2 separate regions of the Mus musculus genome follow, and region 2 is linked to region 1. Evidence: chromatin contacts called from ENCODE Hi-C or POLR2A ChIA-PET data. All regions are on one chromosome and are shown on one strand. Each heading gives the region's core, a stretch centred on a gene start or an enhancer-like site at or near the end of the contact. The rest is flanking DNA. Distances are from core to core; before and after follow the strand shown. Region 1 holds the start of Dleu2 (deleted in lymphocytic leukemia, 2). Region 2 has its middle 56 kb from the start of Gm35419.

What was found. Hi-C counts contacts between places; a loop is a spot of excess contacts on that map. ChIA-PET counts read pairs that join two places held with the same protein, here RNA polymerase II (POLR2A).
Region 2: a loop to region 1 is called in a map of left cerebral cortex, with 2.3 times the contacts of the local background. The contact joins the enhancer-like site here to the promoter of Dleu2 in region 1. A Hi-C loop is called at or near these places in 1 of 37 maps with a recorded cell type or tissue (left cerebral cortex). POLR2A ChIA-PET finds 5 or more read pairs at or near these places in 1 of 5 experiments (Patski).

What each region holds. Positions count from the first base shown.
Region 1 is chr14:61,680,757-61,686,740 of GRCm38, forward strand. Dleu2 (deleted in lymphocytic leukemia, 2) reads right to left here and starts at 1,617. Exons shown (of 7, transcript NR_028264.1): 1 at 1,354-1,617.
Region 2 is chr14:62,224,392-62,230,215 of GRCm38, forward strand. No RefSeq gene overlaps it. Among named protein-coding and RNA genes, the nearest start is that of Gm35419, 56 kb to the left of the region's middle. Within about 2 kb of position 2,491, at least 1 of the 3 ENCODE cell types and tissues checked has a DNase peak (open chromatin) inside an H3K27ac peak, as active enhancers do; it is left cerebral cortex, where a contact is called at or near this core.

The DNA.
Region 1 (5,984 bases), core at 367-2,866:
ACAGATTCTAAGAACCAAGTATTTTTCTTTCCTAAGACTTTAAATTGTTGCTTCTTAGTAGAGATCTTTGCTATAATAGGGCGGACCGATCCTATCGAAGCGTATTTCCCCGCTCTTAACTCATCTACCTATAAATAGCGCCGCTCACCGAGCTGAGTCACCAAAACCCAGAGTTTACTCAAAATAGCTCTTAAGGACTGCTGGAATTGAGTCGCTCCAGTGGTGACAGATTGACCACACACCCATCAAGCTGGGCCACGGACCAGAGCCATAGAACTGGCTCCTAACCACCAGGCGCCCAGAGGGCTAGTCAGGCGAGTAAGACCCTAGTCGCTGGGATCTCGAAGTCTGGACTCAGGAACCAGCTAGTGGCCAGACTCCGCCTTGACGGAACAGAGTCCTCCCCGCCCTTTTGGAGCTGGGAGCCGCGGGGGGCCCGGCACCCGGCACCGCCCTCGCCCACTGCTCACACAATGGGGCGCGTCGAGGGGCGGCCCGGCTTGAGCTTCAGACCTAGCCCTCATTGCCTAACTCCCGGTTGTTGCCAAAGCACCTGATGACCTCAGACTATTGCCCACCCTCAGGAGGGTGCAGAAGCTTGGGAGCAGCAGCCCTGGGGGGGGTGGGGGGGGGGAGAAAACGGAAGTGCCACCCCCTGCAGGCAGGGTGGTGACGTCACCCTACCGCCAGCCTGTAGCGGGGGTGGTTGCCCATCACGTGATCCACGCCCCTCAGAATCCCGCGCGCGCGCTCCCTCCCCCCCCTTTTCAACTAGACTCCCACCTCTCCCGCCTCCTCTCCCCAACTTTCGCCCTCCCTGCTCCCTCACCGCTGTCAACAGCGCCAGCTCCGCCCTCCCCAACGGCGAAGCAGCGGGCTCCTGAGTTCAGGTCCTTGCTCCCTGAGCGCAGGGTGCCCCCCTCCCACCCTGTCCCCAAATTTAGGCGCTCAGGGTGCGTGGGCCTCGGGGGTGCAGTGGCGGCGGCGACAATTCTCCACTCATTCCTCCCACCGTGGACCAGGCGGACTCTGCAGGTCTGCGTTCAAAGGGGACCGAGAGACGCGCACGGCCTCCGGGGAGCCCCCTCCTCTCACCCTGCGGCCCGCCTGCTCTGCCAGCTCCGTCTCCCGTGGGGGCCACGCGCAGATCTCCTCCTGGAGCCCCTCACTCTCTTCGCTCCGTGCACGCCGGGGTTACAGCTTTGCTTTTTTTTTTTTTTTTTCCTTCTGTCGCTGCTGCTCCTCGTTCTATTTCCTTACCGCCCCCCGCCCCCGCCCCGGTTCCCTTCTAAAAGTGGAGGCTGGAGGAGGGAGAAAAGCAGCCTAGAGTCGAAAGGGGCGGTGCGCACTGACCTGTCAGCGACGGAGGAAGACCCCCGGTCTGGGCGAGCTCTCCAGCCAGTGGGGGCACTGGAGCGCAGGGCTCGAGCGGAGCGGCGGCTGCGCTCGACCAGGTGTCCCCTAGGCCGGTCTGCGCCGCCCCCTCCCTCGGCGCCGCGCTCTCCGCCCCAACATCGGGGACCAGGGAACCCCCCAGCTCGATTTTTTGTGCAGTTTCAGCAAAGCTCCGAGGAAGTTGGTCCTTTTGTTCCACTATTTATAGATTGCGTCAACATTGCGAAAAGAAGAAGGCGGAGCGGTGGCCCCTCCCCCGCCCCTCGGCCCGCTCCCAGGAGAGAAAAGCCCCAGCACACGACCTAAGTACACAGCGCGCCAGCCGCCCGCCCCCGGGCCTCCTGCTCGCCACTTCCCCCTCCCCCCGCCCGGGCCCGAGCGCTGCCAACCCCGTCACGTGCCCTCTCGGGAAAACCAGCTCCCCGGGGCTGTGCGCCGCCCGCCTGGTTCCGTGGCAGCGGCCTCCGCCCTGCGGCGCTCCCCTGCTCCTGGCTGGGGTCGCCGGCCCGGGTGGTGTGCACGACCTGGGGACCCGCACTCTGACCACTCGACGGGGGGTGGGGGGGGGGAATTTCTCCCGGACCCGAGCCTTGCGCGCGGAGTGGCCCCGAGCGTGCCGTTCGCTCGCTCGCTCGGGCGTCTCTACCTCCCTCCGTCTCTGGGAGCGCCACCGCCCTACTTGCAGAGAGCGCGCGCGTTTGGGCCTCGCTTTGGAGCCCACGGCCTGGACAAGTCCCTGTGCCCCCTACGTGCGGCGGCTCCCGCAGGCGTCCGCTTGCTAGGCCTCGCTCCCCCGGCCAACGGGCGTGAGGGGTGCGGGGGTGGCTCGCAGCAGCTCCCAGGCAAAAGCGCTGGGCGCGGGAAGCGCGGGGCGGACGCTCTGGATCCGCAGGTGCAGCTAGCTTCACGCTAGCTTCCTTCTCGCTTTCCCAGCTGCTTAAAGCCCCAGGCATTTGCGCATCCGACTCCTTGACAAGGGAACGCGGTTCTTGAGGACTTACTCTTTGGTTACAGGAGTGATTGGGGCAAACCATTACAAGTTGCCTTTAAACCCCGAGGACGAAGTGATAGGCCCCTCCAAACCCCGAAGTGAAACTGAGCGCCCTGCTGGCCTAAAGCCTAGGCGGAGGGCTCAGTGTAAACAAAAAGTGCGATAAACACCAAAGGAAGGCCTTACAATTAAGGCAAACTAAGTGGTTAGTCTAAGCGTGATTAACTTCTGTAGCTTCTAGTCCCTTTCCTAAGTAATTGATTTCAGAACGCAGTTTTACTTTTCAGGATCAGAACATAATAAGTTAGCTACCAGATCACTGATTCAGGAAAACAGGCTGAGCTCGGATGAGAACAGGAAACGCATCGGACTTTCCCAGCAACTGGAGAGGGGTAAACAGTCTAGAAGAACTCCCCCCATCCCACTCCCCCGCCCCAAGTTCGGACCACCACCACGCCTCAGCACGGGCACCTACCTACTGTGAGGGGCTTGGAAGTTAGGTATAAGGGTGGGTCCAAACCTGGTAGAGCTTTTCCAAGAGTCAGATGGGGGAGGAAATAGATTTGCCTAGAGTTGAGAAACCTTTCCAGATTTAGGCCCGCTTGCTTTCGCTCTCTCTATTTCTATTTCTTTTCTTTCTTTCTTTCTTTTTTTTAAAGGAGAAACTTTAGATTCTAAAGCTTAGAACGTGCCTTCCAAGTTTGCTATGTGTGTGCTTGCTAAAAGAAGGAAGTGAGACAATATAAAGTGAACTTTTGCAGCACTCGCTTCCTTTCTAAAGTTTGGAGCTGCAGGCCTGATAGGCTTTGGTCGCCCACACCTGGCGGTGTGCAGAGCCTAGGGCGGGACCTCAATCTTCCCCATCCTCTGCAATTTATCCAAAGGCCCTAGCTACTCACCTCCCGGTCCTTGTACCCTTCATTACTCAGCATTTGGAAAACAAACCTCTTATGAATGCAAATTCGTTTCTTTGACACTTTGGTTGCAGCAATAGCTACAAATCACGTTTCTTTGCATTTAGTAAACAAGTCAGGGCCTCCTGGTCCTTCCCACTCTTGCAAGGGTCAGAGTTTGTCAAGGCATGGTCATGGTTGCCTTACCCCGTCCTCCGACTAAGGCTCAGCGGCACAGCTATTTTGTTAAGACACCGGCTTTCCGCCCCCACTTTGTTCTTTCACGGTCTTCCTAGCCGCGGAGAGGAGGGAAGGGAATCAAAACGAAACCACTTCAGGCGCATCAGTCACAGCCACTTCCCTAAGGGCAGCGGTGGCAGACCTAAGTGTAGGGTCGCAAACATTGGCCGAGATGGGGGTGGGGGTGGGGGGAGCTGTTCCCGAAGGAAGCCCAGGAGTTGCCAGGATCTGTCCTAGGTTGCGAAGGGTCCCCCTCCCCCCAAACTCCCATCTCCGGAAAAGTGCATATGGATAGTACATCAATCTTGCATGGAGAGTTTGGTCTGGGTCTCGAAGTTGAAGACTGAGACCCTGCAGAAGTAAAGGAGTGTGACACGAACGAGTTTGGCTTCTAGTGGCAGATGTCTTAGCAGGGTCTCAGGCAGGAACGCAGGCGAGGGTGCGCAAAGGCCTCTTGGGACTCGAGGCCCACGGAATTCTTGCCCGGCTGAAACTGGATAAGCATCCCGCCCACACGCAAATAACCAAAGTTCTATACAATTTAAAAGACTTCACGAAACTAGTGGTATCCCTCTTCCCTCATAGGAGTCATTGCAGTGACAAAGGCGGCCTCCGGCAGGTTTCAAAGAGACGGGTGGGCCGACTTTAGCAGTTCAGGGAAGGCATCTTACGAGGTGAAGGTAACCAAACACAACTGGGGCGCTCAGGAATGGCAGCTGGTGTCAATCTAGTCAGCTAAAACGTGTCCTCGCTTCCCCTTCTTCCCCCACAGAGAAACAACACTGACTTGAAACAGCTTCCACCCTCACCCCACCCCCATACTTTCTTTACCACACACTTTATTCTGTTTAGTAACACCTTTGTTGCAGCAGTATCTGTAGGTCTGGGCAAGTGTGAGAAAGACCTGCAGGGTCTCGGGGAGTTGAAAGTGGAAACCGTTTGCTGGAGTGCTCGCCCTGCTCACCCACACCTGACTAAGGACTTAGCAGACAGCCATTACCCTTCCAGCTGCTCAGAGGCGCTTTGCTTTTGCACTGAGGTCATTCGCTCTGTAAAACCCAAGACTAGGAGTCCTGTATGTATTTGCATTGTTCAGACTCAGCTTCGCCAATAATTTAACCACAGGACTCAAAAAAAAAAAAAATGGCCTTGCCTTTCATAAGTTCTCTTGGTCGAAACCTGGAAAGGCAGATATTTCTACCCCCGGAACCCTCTTGGTAAACATCAGAAAGCCCTAACTGAAAGGGAAGGCCCACTTTATCCTCTTTCCCCTCTATATGAGTGAGGCAAGCTACCTAGGAAATAGACCCTGACGCTCTCTTTTTAGCTTTCCCCCATTTCTTAAAAAAATAAAATTACCCAGCACAAAAGCTAGTTTTGACTCAAGAGATTATAAAAGGTCTGCGTTTACCAAGTTCGACCTTTGGTCTTATTATATGGCTAGTTTTCTCACTCTTGCAAATGACGTGTTTTCGTGATCGGGTTCCATGGGGTGTTGCTGTTAAAGTGGGCGTCTGTGATTGTGAAGTTGGTCTTGCCCTCCATTCTTTCTAAACAAAAAGCACGCGCTTAAAAAAAAATCCACACTCTACGTTCTTTAGTTTAAAAAAAATCCATGCATTCATAACTAATGTTTTGCCTGAGCTAAAGTTAAGACTTAAATGCTCAAACTGCCATCCTTTGCGCTCGCCACTGAAACCCGAGTCAGACACCTTGGTGTGGAGTCCAGTTTGGAAATAAATCCACGCCTTTCGAGGTGAAATGGGAGCATGGCCCAAGCGATGCATCTGGCTTTAGATTTTATGAGGAATATGGTCTGGAAAAGGGAGCGCCTGTTTTAGCCGGCTGCGTGCCCTGGTAGAGTCCTCCTGGAATTCCTCCTGCAAACAGCGCGTCTGGCCTCGACCCACAGGGCCTCAGGCGACCTCTGGGCGCCGAGCTTTTGAGTTAACCCTCCAGCATCGAGCTCTCCCCGGCCTCAGCTGAGGTCGCTAAGCTGCGGCTGACTTCAACCAAAAGGAGAAAGTTTAAGGTTGTAGATCAGATGTCCTGAAGTTGGAGAAAGGGACAAGAGACTGCCTTCGCGGTTAGTTACTAAAAACCTCGGACACCTCGTGCTGGCTGCGAGGCGAAGAAAACTCCCTTGGGGGAAACACTAGTGTACCCAAGACTGTGCCAAACACTCCACAAGTCCCCAGGTAGCGTTCCACCCCCGCCCACCACCGGGTTCTTTCACAATCCAGCGGGTTTCTGGCGAGGGTTCGGCGTGGGTTAGGGGCTGCAAAGAGGTACAGGAGCCGAACCTCCTCCGTTTTCCGCCCACTCAGTCCAGGAAACCTTGAAGCGGGGAAAAAAAAAAAAAAAAAAGGCGCGACGCGGTGGGGTGTGGGGACGCTGACACAGTTCACAAGATGTCCGGGTAGGGTCCTGGGGGTCGGGGCGGGTGCGTTCAGCAGGGAGCAAGC
Region 2 (5,824 bases), core at 1,241-3,740, 540 kb after region 1:
TATTTTTATTAATCTTTTGAGTATTTTATATATGAACACAATGTATGTTGATTGTATTTCCACCCCACTTCTCCCACTAGCTCCTCCAGAGCCACCCTGCCCTCTCTCGACTTCATGCACTCTTTGATTTTTGTGTGTGTGTGTGTGTTGCCCATGTACTCATGGGTATAGAGTCATCCATTGGAGTTTGGGCAACACACCAGGGGCCGCACACTTAAAGAAAACTGGCTCCTCGTCCTTCTGAAGCTATCAACTAGAGTTAGGGTTCATGGGCTTGATTGGCCTGAGTTGATGTAGGTCTAGTGCAGATGACCACAGCTGCTCTGACTCATGGGAGGAGAAGTCCTGTCACATCCAGAAGGCACTGTTTCACACAGATAGGTTCTCCTGGACTTCTGGCTCTTTCACTTTTTCCACAGCATCTTCCACAGTGAGCCTTGGGATAGAGGCAGGGATGCGCATGTCATATTTGTGGCTGAGCACTACACAGACACGGGTTCTCTGTATTTGACTAGTTATGAGTCTACCTTAAAGACCATCTGCTGCAACAACTTCCCCATGGGATCTGAAGCAGCATTGCTCCTTGGGTAGAGTGATACATGCTCAGAATGTAGACAATAGCTTGATTCTAAGTCTAGTTAGTAAAAGAACAGTAATAGCCTCACTCCTAGAGCCTATGGACTCCCTAGCTACCAGTTATTGACCAAATTTATAGTACCAAGTACGCATTTCCTCATGAACTGGTTAGTTACCCCCATAGCATTCATTCCACTATTACACCCATGGGCATACTATTGTAGTTCACAGATTTTGCGGTTGGATAACACTACTAATGAATATTCTCCCTCATAAAGTGCCTAACGGTACTAGGAACACTAATCAGCATTGGGAATTCTTGGTCAGTCAGTGCCAACTTGATTTCTCCATGCCCTGTGACTGATGTGAATAATGTCTTTAGCAACGATGTGTCACGGTCAAGTTCTGGTGGGCAACTGAGAGCATGATACCCTGAATTGTTTGGGTTTCTCTGGGAGCCCCAGAGGTATAATCTCCACCCCTCTCCATTTAAATTTCTCTCCCCACCATTCCCCTCTTTCTTTCTGTCATCACCTGTGTACTATTAGTCCTCTCTCAATAGTTTTCTTCCTCCTCCTCACTAAAAGCCCCTTGATATTTTCCTGGGTTCTACAGATACTCCAAATTAAACACACATCTAGAGATTCAATACTGGGACCTCCACATGAGTGACAATGTACAGTGTTCTCCTGGTTCTGGACGGCCTCACTTAGAATAAATAAGTCAGCTGTTCTCATGTGAACTCTCAAGTCAGAGTTTAGGTGAGCTGTGGAACATGTTTTCAGGTTGGATTGTAAAGAAAAGGATAGGTGTGTGTGTGTGTGTGTGCGTGAGCATGTGCCATATACCATGTAAAAGTGTCAAGTATGTCAATTAAATTCTCAACCTCACAAATCTTTTAAAGAAAGCTCACTCTCTCTCTCTCTCTCTCTCCCTCTCTCTCTCTCTCTCTGTGTGTGTGTGTGTGTATGTGTGTGTATGTGTGTGTATGTGGGTGTGTATGTGTGTGTATGTGTGTGTGTGTGTGTGTTTGTGCACTTATGAACATGTGCTTTTGAACAGATGACACAAATGCATGAAGTCAGAGTGCTTTAGAATCACAGAACTCTGGAGAGTACAGTATTTGGTTTTGTCTAGTTTAGTCAGGTTCTCACTATCCAGATCTTGCTGACCTGCAACTCACTATGTAGACCAGGCTGGCCATGAACTCATAGAGATCTGCTTGCCTCTGCCTCCCAAATGCTGAGATTAAAATGCAGGACACTGTGGGTGGCTTAGATTGAGATATTTTACAGATGATCTCTCTCACTCACCGAAAATTTTGGCTAGAGAAACACAGGAGTGTCACAGCCCAGGTGAAGTATGTAGTTCATGCTAGAAGGTCCTAGAATGGAGATTGTTTTAGCTGGAGAGATGAATCAGCTGTCAGAGGATCTGAGAGAGCCACATGCAACTCCAGTTCCCAGGAGTCTGATGGTCTTCTCTTGCCTCCAAAGCTACTTGCATGCCTGTGGCACACATAAACACACAAAAAAATAACATACACAGATATATCCAATAATATACACAAATACATGCACAGAAGATAAAAAGTACATCTTTTGAAAAAGAATGCACTGTTTTGTGGCTTCTCTCCACGCCCCATCTGATGACTTGGCTCTTTTGTTCTTACAAAGTCACCAGAATAGGTCGCCCTCTGCTGAGCTGAGTCTGCTAGGGAAGGTTCTGCATTCACGGGCACACTCAGCTCCAGTTGGAAAGATCAGAGCTGTAAACTTTGACTTCGGCAGTTGAATGAGACATTGTTTGATGGAACTGTGTGGGCAGGGAGTCTAACAAATAACCAGTTGCCAACTCTGAAGCAAGCATGCTCTCTTTATCGCCCGATGTAGTTCTTGACGTAATGAGCATGGCTTCCAATTTTCCTTGCAAATGGGTACACTGGTGACCATGGTAACTGGCATGCTCAAAAGATGTCCTGTGAAGGCCTTTGAAAGGCTACCGACATTTATATTAGGCGGGCATAACCATGCCAACGAGTGCGTAAGAAACACCCAACTAGACAGTGCTCCTCAGAACCGAGCAGTTTCGAAATAGCATTTGTGATTCTCGTTAAGTAGAAATGAATATGACTCCATTAGAGAGGAGAGAGGCAGAGTATTTTATGTACAGCTGTGTCTTGAGGCAACATAGAGAGTACTCAAACAACAACTGCCCGTGACTGTAAAGTCTGCCTTTCACTTCTTATGCTCATTTCATCCCTGTCCCCTCCTCCCTCTCTTTCTTTCTTTTGTGTAGGTTTTTCAGAACTTAGTCTCCGGTTCCAAAGCTGGCCAGCACAGTGGTCTTGCCTGTTCCTTCACATGCCACTGGGTAGCCCTTTTATATTTAAAGCATCCTTGGTTTGTTGGTATGCTACAGCTACACTTGTGCAAAGCAGATTCTTTCTCTCCGTTCATGAGGAAAGGCAGAAGGCTAGCGGATTAATACTACCAGGGAGGAAATTAAACTCTTAAGACTCGGTGTCTACATATAATGAGATTCTAAATGTTAAAAAGCAGGAGGGATGAGTTGTGGGGTTTTCATGTGGCTGAAGAGAAGAGGATCTATTATTAGATTCGGGGTGTCTCTTGGGACAGTCTTTCTTCGGGTCCCCACCTTTTTTGAAAGGTGGTTTGTTTCTTTTTTGAAAGGATAAAAAAGGGATCTGGAGAAGGGAGCTGGTGAGTCTTTCTGATGAGAGACATGGGGAATTGAAGAACAGAATGATATGGCTAATTTTTTTGAGCCATTAGTCAGCATTTTGAGCTCATATCTTCCTGAGTCTGTTTCAGCTCTTTAACAGGTCAACCTACACATTTGTCTTTTTGAGAATTTTACACATGAGTACTGTAGTGACATAATTTCTGCCACCCCGCACCTCCTCCCATGTTGCCCAACTCCCTCTCAAATTTATAATTTCTTTTTTAATTATTGTCACTGCTCACACATATATGTGCTCAGTTGTGTTTTTATGTAAATACAGCCTGCTGCATTCATTTACTGTTGTTTGTGGATGAGAAAAAAAATCTCATGACGTGTCACCCCTAGATAAAGAGCTAAGGGCTATGGATGGCTGTGTGCATTTCTTTCCTTTTTATTTTTAAGATTTGTTTTTATTTTATGTGCATAAATACCAGCATTTATTTATGTATATATATACCATGTCTGTGCCTGGTGCCCAGAGAGGCCAAAAAACAGTTTTAGGTTCCCTAGAACTGGGGTAATAGTAGGTTGTGGACCACCATTTGGGTTTGGGGAAAGGACCTCATGACCTCTGCAAGACTAGTAAGTGTTCTGACCACTGAATGCTCTCTCCAGCCCCCATATCTCCCTCCTACTCCTCTTCTCTTTCTCCTCTTCCTCCTCCTCTTTATTCTTATCCTTTTCTTATTCTTCCTCCTCCTGCTCCTCCTGCTCCTCCTGCTCCTCCTGCTCCTCCTGCTCCTCCTCCTCCTCCTCCTCCTCCTCTTCCTCCTCCTCCTCCTCCTCCTCCTCCTCCTCCTCCTCCTCCTCTTCTTCTTCTTCTTCTTCTTCTTCTTCTTCTTCTTCTTCTTCTTCTTCTTCTTCTTCTTCTTCTTCTTCTTCTTCTTCTTCTTTTGAAATTAGGTCTTCCTATGTAGCCCTGGCTGGCCAGGAACTCAATATGCAGAACAGGTTGGCCTCAAACCCACAGAGATCTACTTGCCTCTGACTCCTGAGTATTGGGATTAAAAGTGTGTGCCACCATGCCTGTTTTCATGTCTTAAAGGAAACACAAACACGGGGAGCAGAAGCATCAATTGGGTTTCTGTTCCCAGGCCCAGGCACATGCACATGAGCATAGAATCCATAAAGTCGGTTACCTCCCTGGTCACAGTGCTTCTCGGTGCCTCCCCTAAGCTAGAGTTTGTGGCAGATGAGTGACCTGGGCCTCTGCAGCACTGCTCTTTCATTTCAGCTTCATGGTGTTTGAGGACTTTCCTACCTGTCACATCCTACACACTTGACTCCCCTTCGGCCAGCTGTTTCTTGTGGTGTGTTTTGACTATCCTTGAAACTGCCAGAAACTTCTACTTGGCTCTGAAAAAAGACATACTTTTCCACCAGGACCCTGGCTTCTCAAGACTGCCCCCAGAAAGGAAGCTAGACTGGTCTGGATTTTTCATCCTCTCCCTTTCAGTTCCAGGAGTCATTAACTATCCCCAGAGAGCTCTCTGAATAGGCCAAGGACCTGAATTGGTCAGAAATGTGTTCTTTCCTCCTGATCACACATGATATACTAGATTATCCCAGCGGATGGCTGTGTGGCTGGTATCAGCACAGAGTGGAGTGCCAGTCTTTTCTAGACTTGTGAGGAGGCCTTGAACAAATCCTTTGACTTCTCAGGATACCAGCCTACCATTTGCCAACGAAGAGTCAGTCATTATGGTACGAAGCTGTAATCTCATCACGAGGGAGGATGAAGCAGGGAGGGGTTGCAAGTTTGAAGTCAGCCTGAATTACATACATAATAAAATAAAAATAAAGTCTTAAAATAAAGTGAGTAAAAATAAATAAACAAACAAAACCAATAAATGCAGTGCATTCACAAATGGGAAAAGTGGGTTGTCGAGGTGGCTCAGTGTGCAAAGATGCTTTCTGCCAAGCCTGACAACTCCATCTCCAGATCCCACATGGTAGAAGGAGGGAAATAACTTCCTGTAAGTTGTCTTCAGACCTTTTTACATGTACTGTGGCACATGTGCGCCACAAATGTACATATACTCACATGCACACGCTCCATTAAATGAAAAAAGTAAAAATGTGATATTTTTAAAAAGGTCTGAAGAATTAGGTGTTTGAAGCAGGTCAAACAACACCATAAAATGAAGTTGTATTTTGCAGCACAGAGCAGCATTCTATTCAAAACCAATAACTGCTAAATAAGGAGGGGGGGCATGGGAAGTGAGGAGCAGCTCTTACTCAGGGACTTGACAAACACAACACCTTTTCTATTGGTGAGGTTTTCCCACCAGCAGTATGTGGTGGAGACTCCTGGAGGGACAGTGAGAGGAAGGCAGGGAGGGAGAGGGAGGAGACAGAGTGGAGGGCAGGGAGATTGGAAGAGACTAGGAGGAAAGGGTTTTCTTCACTCCAGCTCCCAATGTTCCCTTATGGCGATAAGAGGTTTGAGAAAAGGGACAGAAAGTAAGATTGAAGGATAAAGGGGAGACAGTGCAATGCAGGA